Linked DNA regions of Homo sapiens: all the other regions are linked to region 3. Evidence: chromatin contacts called from ENCODE Hi-C or POLR2A ChIA-PET data. All regions are on one chromosome and are shown on one strand. Each heading gives the region's core, a stretch centred on a gene start or an enhancer-like site at or near the end of the contact. The rest is flanking DNA. Distances are from core to core; before and after follow the strand shown.

Region 1 (2,700 bases), core at 155-2,654, 740 kb before region 3:
GAGTCAGACATCTCCATTCAAGTCCAATTCTACCATCTGGATATGTGACCCTGGGCAAGTTATTTATCTCTTAACATCTCAGTTTACTTATCTTTAAAATAGGCATGGATAATAAAACACATTTCATAAATATGTTGTGAGAATTCGATGAACTGGAGAATGTATGTAAAGTGATTATAATACATACCACATAGCGTTATGGGATCCTTGGAGTGTCACTTGGCCATCCAGAAACCTCTGTGGCCAGTGGTACCTTTGCTGGGTTTTGCTCTGGCCCTCTGGGCTCATTCCGCCCACTCTGCCTGGAAGGTTACCCTTGGCTCGCACTACTGGCCTGGATCCCACACCTGCCAAGGGCAAGTCAGGCGTGGAGCAGCAAGAGGTGTGGGCGAGCTTGGGGTCCGGCCACTGTGCGCAGCCAGGCACTCCAGCTGCAGCAGGGTGGGCAGCTCCAGGTGCTGGCTCCAGAGCTGGCTCCCCGCAAGGCTGCTGCTAGACCAGGCGTACCATAAGCAACTTCCACAGCTGACATCAGGGAACATGGTGATACCCAGAAGCTTGGAGACGCCAGAAACTGCAGAGCCCTAAAGAGGGTGTCACAGACCTGGCTCGGGGAGCTCCTAGGTCTGGGATCCCTGACGGGCTGCAGCTCTTCTTTTCTTCTCTCTTCTCTCCTTCTTGTTGCCCGCAACGTGGCAAGCAAAAGGCGTGTTTCAGCCCTGTTTGTGTTACAGCTCTTTTAGCCCCACCATTTGACGGGTCCCGATTTCTTGTCCTGGGTGTCCAGGAAGAATGAGGTACACGGACAAGTGGAGGATGAACAAGACAAAGAGGAGCTTTACTGAACAACAGAACAGCTCAGAGGAGACCCGCAGTAGGTAGCTCCTCTAGGTAGCCAGGGTTTTCCCAATGAGTGTTCAGCTCTCAGCAGAGAAGGGTAGGTCTTCTCTTTAGGTAGGTCGTCCCATCGTCTCTTCAGGTCTGGCTGAGTCCGTGGCTTTTTATGGGCCTCAGAGGGGAGGAAGTGTGTGCCAGTCAGTCCATTAGCAGCCATGGACGGCCCGAAAAAAGCACCACAAGTTCCCACTCTGATCACGGGACCAGCAGCCCGGCCGCCAGACTTCAGACCTTCCCCGGATGGAAGGTGGGGCTTCACCAGGGACCTGCCTGTTTCCCAGGAGCCTGTCTGATCCTGCCGCCTTTATGGTGCCCAGGCGGTTCCGGCCCAGGGGCACCAGCAGGCCAGTGCAAAGCTGCCCTCAGCCCCTGCCGCGGCCTCCCTCACGGGCTTATCGGTGCCCAAAGCCCAGAGGAGGCTGAGGCGGCAGGGGACTGGTGTGTCAGCGCTGCCCTGAGTGTGCGCACACCCAGCTGGGCTGCAACAGCACCTGGGCTTGGCCCCAACCTTGCTCCGAGATCAGAGTGAGCAGCAGGAGCTGGGAGAAGCCAGGCAGCAGGAGCAGACACCTCCAAGGCTGCGGGGGTAAAGGGGGGCCTTCCTGGCCCCCAAGAGTGCGGAGATGCCTGGATCCGCAGCCGCGGCTAGGCGGCTGTAGCTGCACCTGGGAGGGCAGGGCTCCTGCCTGCTCCCGGCCCCCAAGAGCACAGGGAGGCCTGGGTCCACAGCCACGACTTGGGCGGCTACAGCTGTCCCTGGGAAGGCGGGGCTCCTGCCGACTCCATGGAACACAGCATTGCCACGGGCCCAGCTCCTCCTCCAGGCTCCTCTCTGCCTGTCCCTCCATGCCCCACCGTACTGCTCCCCTGCCAGTGGGTGAATCGGCCTGGCCCCACCATGGGGGCTCCCAGGACGGCAGGCTCCGAGGGGTCTCCCAGGGGTGGGCTCCAGGGTCTGCTAGCCTCCTCTCCGCATTTTGCCTGCAGCAGCGGTAGGCAAGGTGCAGGCGGCGCAGCAGCCCCTGCAAACTCTGCACAAACAAACCCGACGCTCTCAGGCGGCCCCATGAGTCCTGGTTGTGCCTTCAGCTGGGGGCTCGGGGGCTGCCAAGACGTGGCGGGAGCAAGGTTGAGGCCCCAGTGGAGGTCCCAAACCTGGGAGTGGGTCCTGCCCCGCTGTGTGAAGGTGAGGGTGGTGCAGTTGGCTGCCTCAGGAACGCGGGGCACAGGGGACGTGGGGCACACCCACCACCGCCACTGCTGCTCCTGCAGCGGCTCCTGCCACCACCGCCTGCGCCTCCCCACTGCAGCCAGCGTGGTGGCAGCGGCTGCTCCGGAAGGCCCACCACTGTCATCAATAGCACTCCAAATATTTATTATTAATTATAGTTGCACAACATCAATATTTAAAATATCCTCTCAAAGAAGACTCCCAAAAAATGTAAAAGGAGGATTTAATTATGCATGAGTCTGTGTGATTGCCTGAGTTACTGTTACTGTGTTTTTAGTTTGCCTGGCCATGAAAGTTTTCTGATAAAATTCTAGAATGTATTAGAACTAATTCTGCATTAAACTAAGATTTCTTCACAACCTTAAAAGCATCAACATTGTTTAAATGCAAAGACTTTAATGAGCTAAATAATATGTTACAAGTTCATTAAATTGCTACCATTATGCAGCATAGATGAATAAATTTCCAAAATTGCACGCAGAAGGGACAGTATTATGTCATCAATGAATGGTAATATAAAGGCCTCAATATCACATAGTTGGGTTCTAGAGTGAGGAAAACTAGAGAAACGA
Region 2 (2,700 bases), core at 116-2,615, 660 kb before region 3:
AAATAGTTTATACATATTAAATGATATAAAACTCCAAGGCATGGGTTAGAAAGCAAACACTTAAATGGCATATGCTACAGATGGGATTAAGGGCAGTAGTTTTCCCCTTGAAAATGTCAGACATTTACTGCTTTTACAACAACAAAAAATAATAAAGGCCAGAGACATTTTATGCCATTGCCATCTATCATCAGAAACCAAAATTAAATTTAAAAAAATAAAAGATTGTTAGTGAATTTGGGCTAAAAAGAATTAGTCATCTAAGAATGTGGATGGGTTAGGAATGTCAAAAGGAAATTCCCTTCCCTCAAATTCCAGTTCTATTTCTAGGGGAGTTCAAGAACGCAAATCTTTAGAAAGGAGATAATATGAGTTGGAGTTTAGTGACAAATGCAGGAGTCCTGCCAGTAGTCAAAGGGATAAAGGATTCCATTCCCTTTGGCATGGCATCTCATTGAAGTCCTACAGTGGCAGGGAAGAATCCCAGATACTGGAAATTAACAACAGGACACACATCCTCGCCTCTCACGGAAATAACAGAAATGAAAGTAACTTCAAACACTGGAAAGATTCATTAAGGGAGAAATATGACCATACAGAATCCTGAATGTATTTCTTATATAATCAACTCTCATGCATGCCCGGCAGTTACCGGCCCAGGCAGCCTTTCTCCTATAGTGGGACCATCAAGATGGGAAGAAAGAGGCAAGGATTTAGAGTCACATGTCCAAATGACACCGATCTATGCGCAGGTGTGACAACGGCCTTCGTGTGGTGTGAAACACAGCCACACAGGCATCTGGGACTGCCGCTGACTCAGAAGACGCTTAAAAGAAGTGAGTGTGGCTTAATGGTTTACTAGTGCAACGGACATCATTCGTGGGAAGTGAAACTCAGGAAATTCTCTCCATGTTGGATCACGGATTCAATTACAGGGAAGGGCCTGAGAAGGACCTTTTAAAACTAGGGAGTAGTTTCCACAGTCTTAAAGAGTGCTTTTCCATCTCTCACTTTCTCTCCCTGTAATAAGACTCAAAAAAGCTCCCTCATCACATGAAGCAGATGCGGGTGTTCTGGTTTCTGTGAATAGTCAAGAACCCCAGGTGCCTGAGTGAAACAGCTGGGTAACTTCTGAGCCTGTTTTCCGGTGTGAGACAGGGTCTTGCTTTATGAAGCTGGATACTGTTCCTTGCTCCCCATGAACTGTGCTGTGGCTGGAATTTCCCTCTTGGTCAGGAGCTCCCTCCCTCCCTGTTCACATCCCCTGGGGCAGGCTGAGGACAGTCTCTTCCCACTCACAGGCACTTTGAAGGCCACTCATGCCCCACCCACATCTGTTAGAGTCAGTGTCTTTGTTCTGGTACTCTTTCAACAACTCAGGAAACTTCCTGAACGTAAGCACATTATAATGACTTTACATTCTAGGAGAATCGCTTCACCACAGTGTCAGGATGTTTCGAGGAGCGGGGATTATATCTGAAGGTTTAGATGTTTACTTAGTTTGTGCTCCTACAGCACCTGGAACTCACAGATGTGTGTGTTTTCATAACTGACAAGTACCCTCTAGGGTCAGTTTCAATTCTGTGGGCCTCTGGGGATATTAAAGTGAAATCAGAATTCAGTTAACATCAATGGAGAAAAATAAGAAAATGTAGTTCTCCTGATGGCAGGTCATCGGAAAGCTCCCTCCTTCCATCTTTATTATGCTTATTGATAGTACAGGGTTATCTTTACGTTTCATTTTTAAAACTGAGGAATCCTAAGGAAGCTCTGGAACACCAGTAGCCCAGGCTCTTGGTCAAGGGCAAAATGAAGGTTAAGCCACAACTGAGGGCTGCTGCTGCTGAAACGTTTTATCATATCCAGGAGTCTAGACAGCATCATCTGCTTCCAACAGCTTTGTGCAGTTGCAGCACTGGGGACATAAAAAGAAACCGAGGAAGCAGCAAGGCAGCTGCATGCCTGCCTGAATGCACACATCCCTAACAGCCAAGCCCGCCTGCAGGAAACCAGCTGTGTGCATCTAACATGGAAGTACATAGGATATCTTATTTACAAAATACTCAGAGTTAATATTACAAAAAAAGGAAATTCTTTTTCCCTAGGTTATGAATGCTTTGCCCAATTGCTGTTTCTCATGCTCATTTAAGGAGGGTTTGGTGGATTTATTTTTCTTTTTTGCAGCTGTTTTAAAAGCAACAGATACAAAATTATAATTAACATAAGTTATTCTCTATTCCACAATACCACCCTAGAACATATAGTTCAGCCTGGGAATCAGCTCAGAAAAAAAGATTGGAAGTGGTAAAGACAGGAGCTCAATCTTTATTGGAAACAGAGTAATCCCCTCTCCACCCATCTTATTTTAAGTCAACCTGACCAGGGGTCCCAGGAAACCCTCTCAGATGTGGTAAGCAAAGGAATATTTTTCCTTTCCAACACACTTGAAGGCCAGAAGAGAGGCAGAAAGGAAGGGCTTGTTTTTTGATTACATCAGTCTCACAGCAAGCCCTTAAATTCAACCCAAACTGGAACAGGGGCTAGTGATTGATCCAGTGGCTGGCCCAGACTGGCCTGTGCTAGTGCATCCAACCCCTGATCTGCCCCAACCTCCAACTTAAGTAACCGGGGCAAGGCAAGAGTAAGGAGTGAGTCAAAGAGTTAGGGTCAAACAGAGTCCACTGGCCTCCAGCCGGGGAG
Region 3 (2,700 bases), core at 42-2,541:
GGCTGGAGTGCCCTGGCGCGATCTTGGCTCACTGCAACCTCCGCCTTCCGGTTTCAAGCGATTCTCCTGCCTCAGCCTCCCGAGTAGCTGGGATTACAGGCGTCCGCCACCACGCCCGGCTAACTTTTTTGTATTTTTAGTAGAGACGGGGTTTCACCATGTTGGCCAGACTGGTCTCGAACTCCTGACCTCGTGATCCGCCCGCCTCGGCCTCCCAAAGTGCTGGGATTACAGGCGTGAGCCACTGCGCCCGGCCGCCAGAGTAATTCTTAAAAAATGTAAATTATATCATCCCACTGCTATGCTTAAAATCTTTTGGAAGTTTGTCTCTAGGATAAAGCTCTGAATTCCTTAGGATTGCCTTCTCAGTCTCATTTCTCCGTCCCCTCTCTTACGCTATTTTGAACTTTGAATTTTTAGAATACATGCTTGCAGCGTCAAAGCTGTTCTCTCAGCTGAAATACGTGTCCTCCTCCCTCCTTTTTCTAACCAACTTTGCACTCAACCTTCATAGCTTAAATTAAGTATCACTTCTAGGAAAATGACACCCTCTCAAACCCCCTAGTTTCAACTTCTTTGTAGAGTTCCTAAGGATTCTTGTACTTATCTAGCAATTAAGAGCATTATCTTGTAATTCACGTCTTTATCTCTGCTAGACTAAGTCCTTGGGAGGGCGGAAACCAGGTTAAACTTTCTATCTCAATAGCCTAAACTGAGCGCCTTACACACAAAACAGCTGTTCAAATAGCATTTGTTCAGCGAGTAACTATTTTCTTCTTTGGAATGATGGCGGCCAGAATACCAGAAAGATGGGGACTTAAAGGGGACAGAAAAATTAAATCTATAAGGAACAAGCGGGATGGAGTAAATAAATCTATAAGGAGCAAGTGGGTACGTAGGCTTTTCCATAAACCCCTCTAACCCAGAAGCCGGGGCTGCTCGGCTAGGGGGACCAGGCCGACCTGGCTGCCGCCTGTCGTGGCGACTGGGACTCCAGTGGGCTGCCGCTTGGAGTGCGCGACCCCCGGCGAAGCAGGACAATAGCTTGGAATTCGGCCTCGTGTTTCCGGTGAGGCAGCCTCGCGCTGGGCCGGTGAGGCCTGGGGTGGGGGCTCCGAGCCGGGCCCACGGCGAAGAAGGCGCAGCCCGTTGGGCTCCAGCTGCCGCCACCACCGCCTCCCCCGACGCCGTCGCTCCGCCCCGCCCCGCCCCGGAAGTGACTTGAGGCCGGTCCGGAACCTCTGGGCCCGGCGGCTGCAGCGTCACCAGCAGAGCCGGTGCGGGGCGGGCAGAGCGGCCGCTGCCGCCGCCAACGAACTGAGAGCCGCGTGGGGCCCAGCAGCACGCCGGCCAGGGAAGGGGGCCTAGCGATCGGTCCGAGGGCGACGGGCCGCCAGCGGCCGCAGGGCGACGAAGACGCGGAGGAGGCGGAGCCCGGAGAGGGGTGGGGGCCGGGGAGGGTTCGGGTGGGAGGGGGTGGGGGGGGTGTCCCTGGGCTCATGGAGCCGGCCGAGCGGGCGGGAGTCGGAGAGCCCCCGGAGCCGGGCGGGCGTCCCGAGCCGGGCCCGCGGGGCTTCGTCCCGCAGAAGGAGATCGTCTACAACAAGCTGCTGCCCTACGCGGAGCGGCTAGACGCCGAGTCCGACTTGCAGCTGGCCCAGATCAAATGCAACCTGGGCCGGGCCGTGCAGCTCCAAGAGCTGTGGCCCGGGGGCCTCTTCTGGACCAGGAAACTCTCCACGTAAGTGTGCCCGGGCCTGCGGGCCGGGCCGGGGGGAAAGGCTCAGTGAGAGGTGTCGGGGATGGTTGCTCTTTGTCCAGAGGGCTGGACCCTTAGCTCTGTCCTCGCTGGAGCTGTCCCCGAGCGGTGATCCCAGGGTCGTGACAGAGCCTGTGAAGTACTCAAGCCGTCCTCCCTGCCACTTTCCTACGGGACTTCCCGGGTCTTTACCATCCCTCTACGTCCTCCGCATCTGCTTCTCCCGAAGTGTTCGGGTTGTTGTCTTCCCACCTGGGGGGCCCTGGGTAGCCCAAGGGCCCCGGCCCCGAGGGAGAGAGGTGAGCCTTTCTCAAGGGTCCTCCGTGGACTTTTGCGCATGGGAGAGGCGGGGCAAAGAGAATTTGTCTTTGGGGGAGTTCCTTGACTTGTCTCCTTGCTTCCTCCGGTTCTTCCTTCCCCTACGATCCCCGCCTCTTCGCATCTCCGTTGGCGTCTAGTAACTTTCTGAATGGAGAGAAGACCATAGGGAAACTTAAGGGTTTTGCTTTTTGGGGGCCCTCTCAGACCTGGCGGAGTTGATCGAAAAGGGTCGTTTAAAGTCAGACCTCATTCTTGAGCTTAACGTCTTATGTGGACAGTGTTGTTTTGGATTGTGTGTTGCTCCTGTTGTGACATTTCTTTTGGAGAGACATTTAAGATACTGAGGAAAGTAGGGAAGAGCACTGTCAGGATGTCCAGGGCGATATTAGTATCAGGCTTGTGTTAATTTTTTGAGTTACTCAGATTAAGAGATTACCTAAATCAGTTTCAGGAGTTCTGTTTGTAAACTAGCTTCAAACTATAGTGTCACTGAAATTAGGAAAAAAAAAAAAAAAACGAGTGAAAATACAGTGGGGGAAAAAAGGTTACATTTACTTGCTGGATGGGCATCTTTACTGTGTCCGAAGAGCTTTTTAAGAAAGAATTTTGCTGTATCTTGT
Region 4 (2,700 bases), core at 110-2,609, 710 kb before region 3:
AGTGTGAGAAAGACTTGATCACTATTGCTGGCTTTGAATATGGGGAAGGGGTCATGAGCCAAGGAATGTGGGCAGCTTCTAAATGTTGCAAACAGCAAGGAATTGAAATTTCCTCTAGAGCATCCCAAAAGGAAAAGAGCCCTGCCAACACCTTGATTTTAATGCAGTGAGTTTTTGTGTCAGACTTCTTACTTATGGAAGAACTGTAAGATAATAAATTTATGTTGTTTGAAGCCACTAAGTTTGTGGTAATTTGGTATAGCAGCAAAGGGAAATTCACACAGCCAGCTACTTTTTAAACGCTGTTCCTGTGTTTGCAGAATCTGTAACCTCAAGGGGCAGAACCTTCCTTCTGCAGAATATGAGGTCTTTTCCCAGCTGCACTTGCAGCAAGGGCACAGATCCATGGCCAGTATCTGTCAATTGTACACCTGCATGATTTTGAATTAGAGGCTGGTCATGTGCAGAGGGGAGCCTGGCAGAATCTGTTCTGTGAGGGCAGTGGCAGGGACAGCTGTCACTGCAGCAGCGTGTTGCTGTCAAAGACAGCAATTCCCACAGCAGGGTTTGCGCACAGTATGGTGTCATGGTGGGCACCTGGCAGTGTCAGAGTCCAGTGACGAGTTCCAGGAGCCTGCCCTAGGCTGGACTTTGGACATTTTTCCTGGCTGTATAAGCCCTAAGCCTGGTGCCCTTGTCCTCCTGGAGATTCTGGGAGCCTTAATAAGTTCCTTTTCTGCTAAATTAGCCAGAGTTGGTTTTTGTGGCTTGTGATTCAGAACCCTCAGTAAATCAGATATGAATGAACAATTCAATTCACTCAAAAAGAAAGTGGTGACACATCCCTGTAGTCCCAGCTCTCAGGAGGATCGATTGAGCCTGGGAGGTCGAGGCTGCAGTGAGCCGTGATCATGCCACTATACCCCAGGTTGGGTGACAGATAAGACCCCATCTCAACAAAAAGGAAAAAAAAAAGCAAGAAGAAAGAAGAAAAAGAAAGAAAGGAAGGAAGGAAGGAAGAAAGGAAGGAAGGAAAGAAAGAAAGAAAGAAAGAAAGAAAGAAAGAAAGAAAGAAAGAAAGAAAGAAAGAAAGAGAAAAAAGAAAGATGACAAAAACAGGAGAAAAAGTTGACCCTAGCTAGCAGTCAAAGAAACTCACAGCTTGAGGTGCCATATGATAGTTACTAAAAACAAAAACAATTGTTTCTGTAGCACAACAACGAGAACAGTTCCTCAGATAATGTCATTTCATTCAACTTTTTTTTTTTTTTTTTAATGATGAGAAAAAAATTGATTCTCTGCCAGGGCCACTGTCTGTGTGGTTTGCATGCTCTCCCCACGTCCACAGGGGTTTTGCTCTGGATGCTCTGGTTTTCTCCCACCCCTCAAAGAGGTGCATGTTCAGTTCACCGGCATGTCTACATGGTCCTGGTGTGAGTGTGGGGTGTGTGTGAGTGTGCCCTGCGATGTGACAGTGTCCTGTTCAGGGCTGGTTCTTACTTTAAGCCCTGAGCTGCTGGAATGAGCTACAGCAACCGGAGACTGGAGACTCCGGCAACCTAGAGAACTGTTATTATTGAGTAAGTTATCTTACTTGCTTTTATTTATCTTTCTTAAATGTATGTATAGCTCATATTTATTTCAGTGGTTAATATCAGAAGTGTTTTTTTTTTTTGAGACGGAGTCTCACTCTGTTGCCCAGGCTGGAGTGCAGTGGTGCAATCTTGGCTCACTGCAACCTCTGCCTCCCAGGTTCTAGTGTTTCTCCTGCTTCAGCCTCCTGAGTAGCTGGGACTACAGGCATGCGCCACCATGCCCGGCTAATTTTTGTATTTTTAGTAGAGACGGGGTTTCACCATGTTGGTCAGGCTGGTCTTGAACTCCTGACCTTATGATCCACTCGCCTCGGCCTCCCAAAGTGCTGGGATAACAGTCATGAGCCACCGCGCCCGGCCTTTGGTTTTTATTTAGAATTTTGATGTGTTTGTGACTAGAAATAAACCATAGGAATATTAATTTGCTTGTGGTAAAATTGGTGTTACTTACTTTCAGATTGCAAGAACATATTGACAACCTTAAGTGAGGACTGACTGTACCTTTGTTTATAGCTAGTAACTAAATGGATACACTGTTTGGAAAGTAATTTGGAAAGGAGTAATAGGAATATTTAGCAAAAATCTGTAAACGTGTCCTTAGCTTCTGACCTGGCAATTGCCAAGAAGCTTGGGAGGGTGTTTGGTAAGATAAAAATTATTTGTGTGCTTGTGTTTGAAAATTATTGATGTGGGCTTACAGTGTGTTAAACTAGGGGTGATAAAATTTGCATTAGGACCCCAGAAGCTTTTAGAGAGCAAAGAGATTAGAACCTATATTCAGTTTCCTGAAATGTAAAGTGACTGAAGCTGTCAGAGCGGCTGAGATCAAGGCTCTCTCTGAGGCTGGGCAGGAGAATGACTCCCCTGGGAGAACATTTCCACAAGGGGAAAGTGGTTAGTAGATGCGTACCCTGCACCAAGGCACGTGATTAAAGGGGAATATGGTCTGTGCAGTAGCCATACCAGGGGGCAGTTTATGCCCCCAGAAAACTGCTCTCAAAAAGAACCAAGAGCTGTAATTTTGGGAACACAAGCCTCTTTGGTGGAGAATGGTGTTATTGCTAAATGCTCAGCATCTGGGGAGCATTTTAATGCCTGATGCTGC

Evidence for each region. A loop is a pair of places that touch in the nucleus more often than their neighbours do. ChIA-PET counts read pairs that join two places held with the same protein, here RNA polymerase II (POLR2A). Pooled maps may share reads with other maps.
Region 1: a map with no recorded cell type shows a loop between it and region 3 (4-fold over the local background). The contact joins the enhancer-like site here to the promoter of PSME4 in region 3. A Hi-C loop is called at or near these places in 2 of 37 single-sample maps with no recorded cell type and 9 of 50 pooled maps.
Region 2: a map of OCI-LY7 shows a loop between it and region 3 (2.9-fold over the local background). The contact joins the enhancer-like site here to the promoter of PSME4 in region 3. A Hi-C loop is called at or near these places in 1 of 168 maps with a recorded cell type or tissue (OCI-LY7), 6 of 37 single-sample maps with no recorded cell type and 5 of 50 pooled maps. POLR2A ChIA-PET finds 5 or more read pairs at or near these places in 1 of 52 experiments (GM12878).
Region 4: a pooled map shows a loop between it and region 3 (6-fold over the local background). The contact joins the promoter of SPTBN1-AS2 here to the promoter of PSME4 in region 3. A Hi-C loop is called at or near these places in 8 of 50 pooled maps. POLR2A ChIA-PET finds 5 or more read pairs at or near these places in 3 of 52 experiments (CD4-positive, alpha-beta T cell, GM12878 and activated B cell).

What each region holds. Positions count from the first base shown.
Region 1 is chr2:54,708,100-54,710,799 of GRCh38, reverse strand. No RefSeq gene overlaps it. Among named protein-coding and RNA genes, the nearest start is that of EML6, 14 kb to the left of the region's middle. Within about 2 kb of position 1,404, at least 11 of the 41 ENCODE cell types and tissues checked have a DNase peak (open chromatin) inside an H3K27ac peak, as active enhancers do.
Region 2 is chr2:54,633,461-54,636,160 of GRCh38, reverse strand. All of the region lies in intron 17 of SPTBN1 (spectrin beta, non-erythrocytic 1), which reads right to left. Among named protein-coding and RNA genes, the nearest start is that of SPTBN1-AS2, 45 kb to the left of the region's middle. RefSeq lists enhancers at 905-964, 1,205-1,384. Within about 2 kb of position 1,365, at least 24 of the 41 ENCODE cell types and tissues checked have a DNase peak (open chromatin) inside an H3K27ac peak, as active enhancers do; they include GM12878 and OCI-LY7, where a contact is called at or near this core.
Region 3 is chr2:53,969,584-53,972,283 of GRCh38, reverse strand. PSME4 (proteasome activator subunit 4) reads left to right here and starts at 1,291. Exons shown (of 47, transcript NM_014614.3): 1 at 1,291-1,741. The coding sequence starts at 1,500. It also overlaps a transcript of ACYP2 not described here. RefSeq lists enhancers at 773-822, 1,118-1,412, 1,679-2,443 and silencers at 1,023-1,412, 1,287-1,448, 1,423-1,622.
Region 4 is chr2:54,678,704-54,681,403 of GRCh38, reverse strand. SPTBN1-AS2 (SPTBN1 antisense RNA 2) reads left to right here and starts at 1,359. Exons shown (of 3, transcript NR_186176.1): 1 at 1,359-1,580. All of the region lies in intron 1 of LOC105374653 (a long non-coding RNA gene), which reads right to left.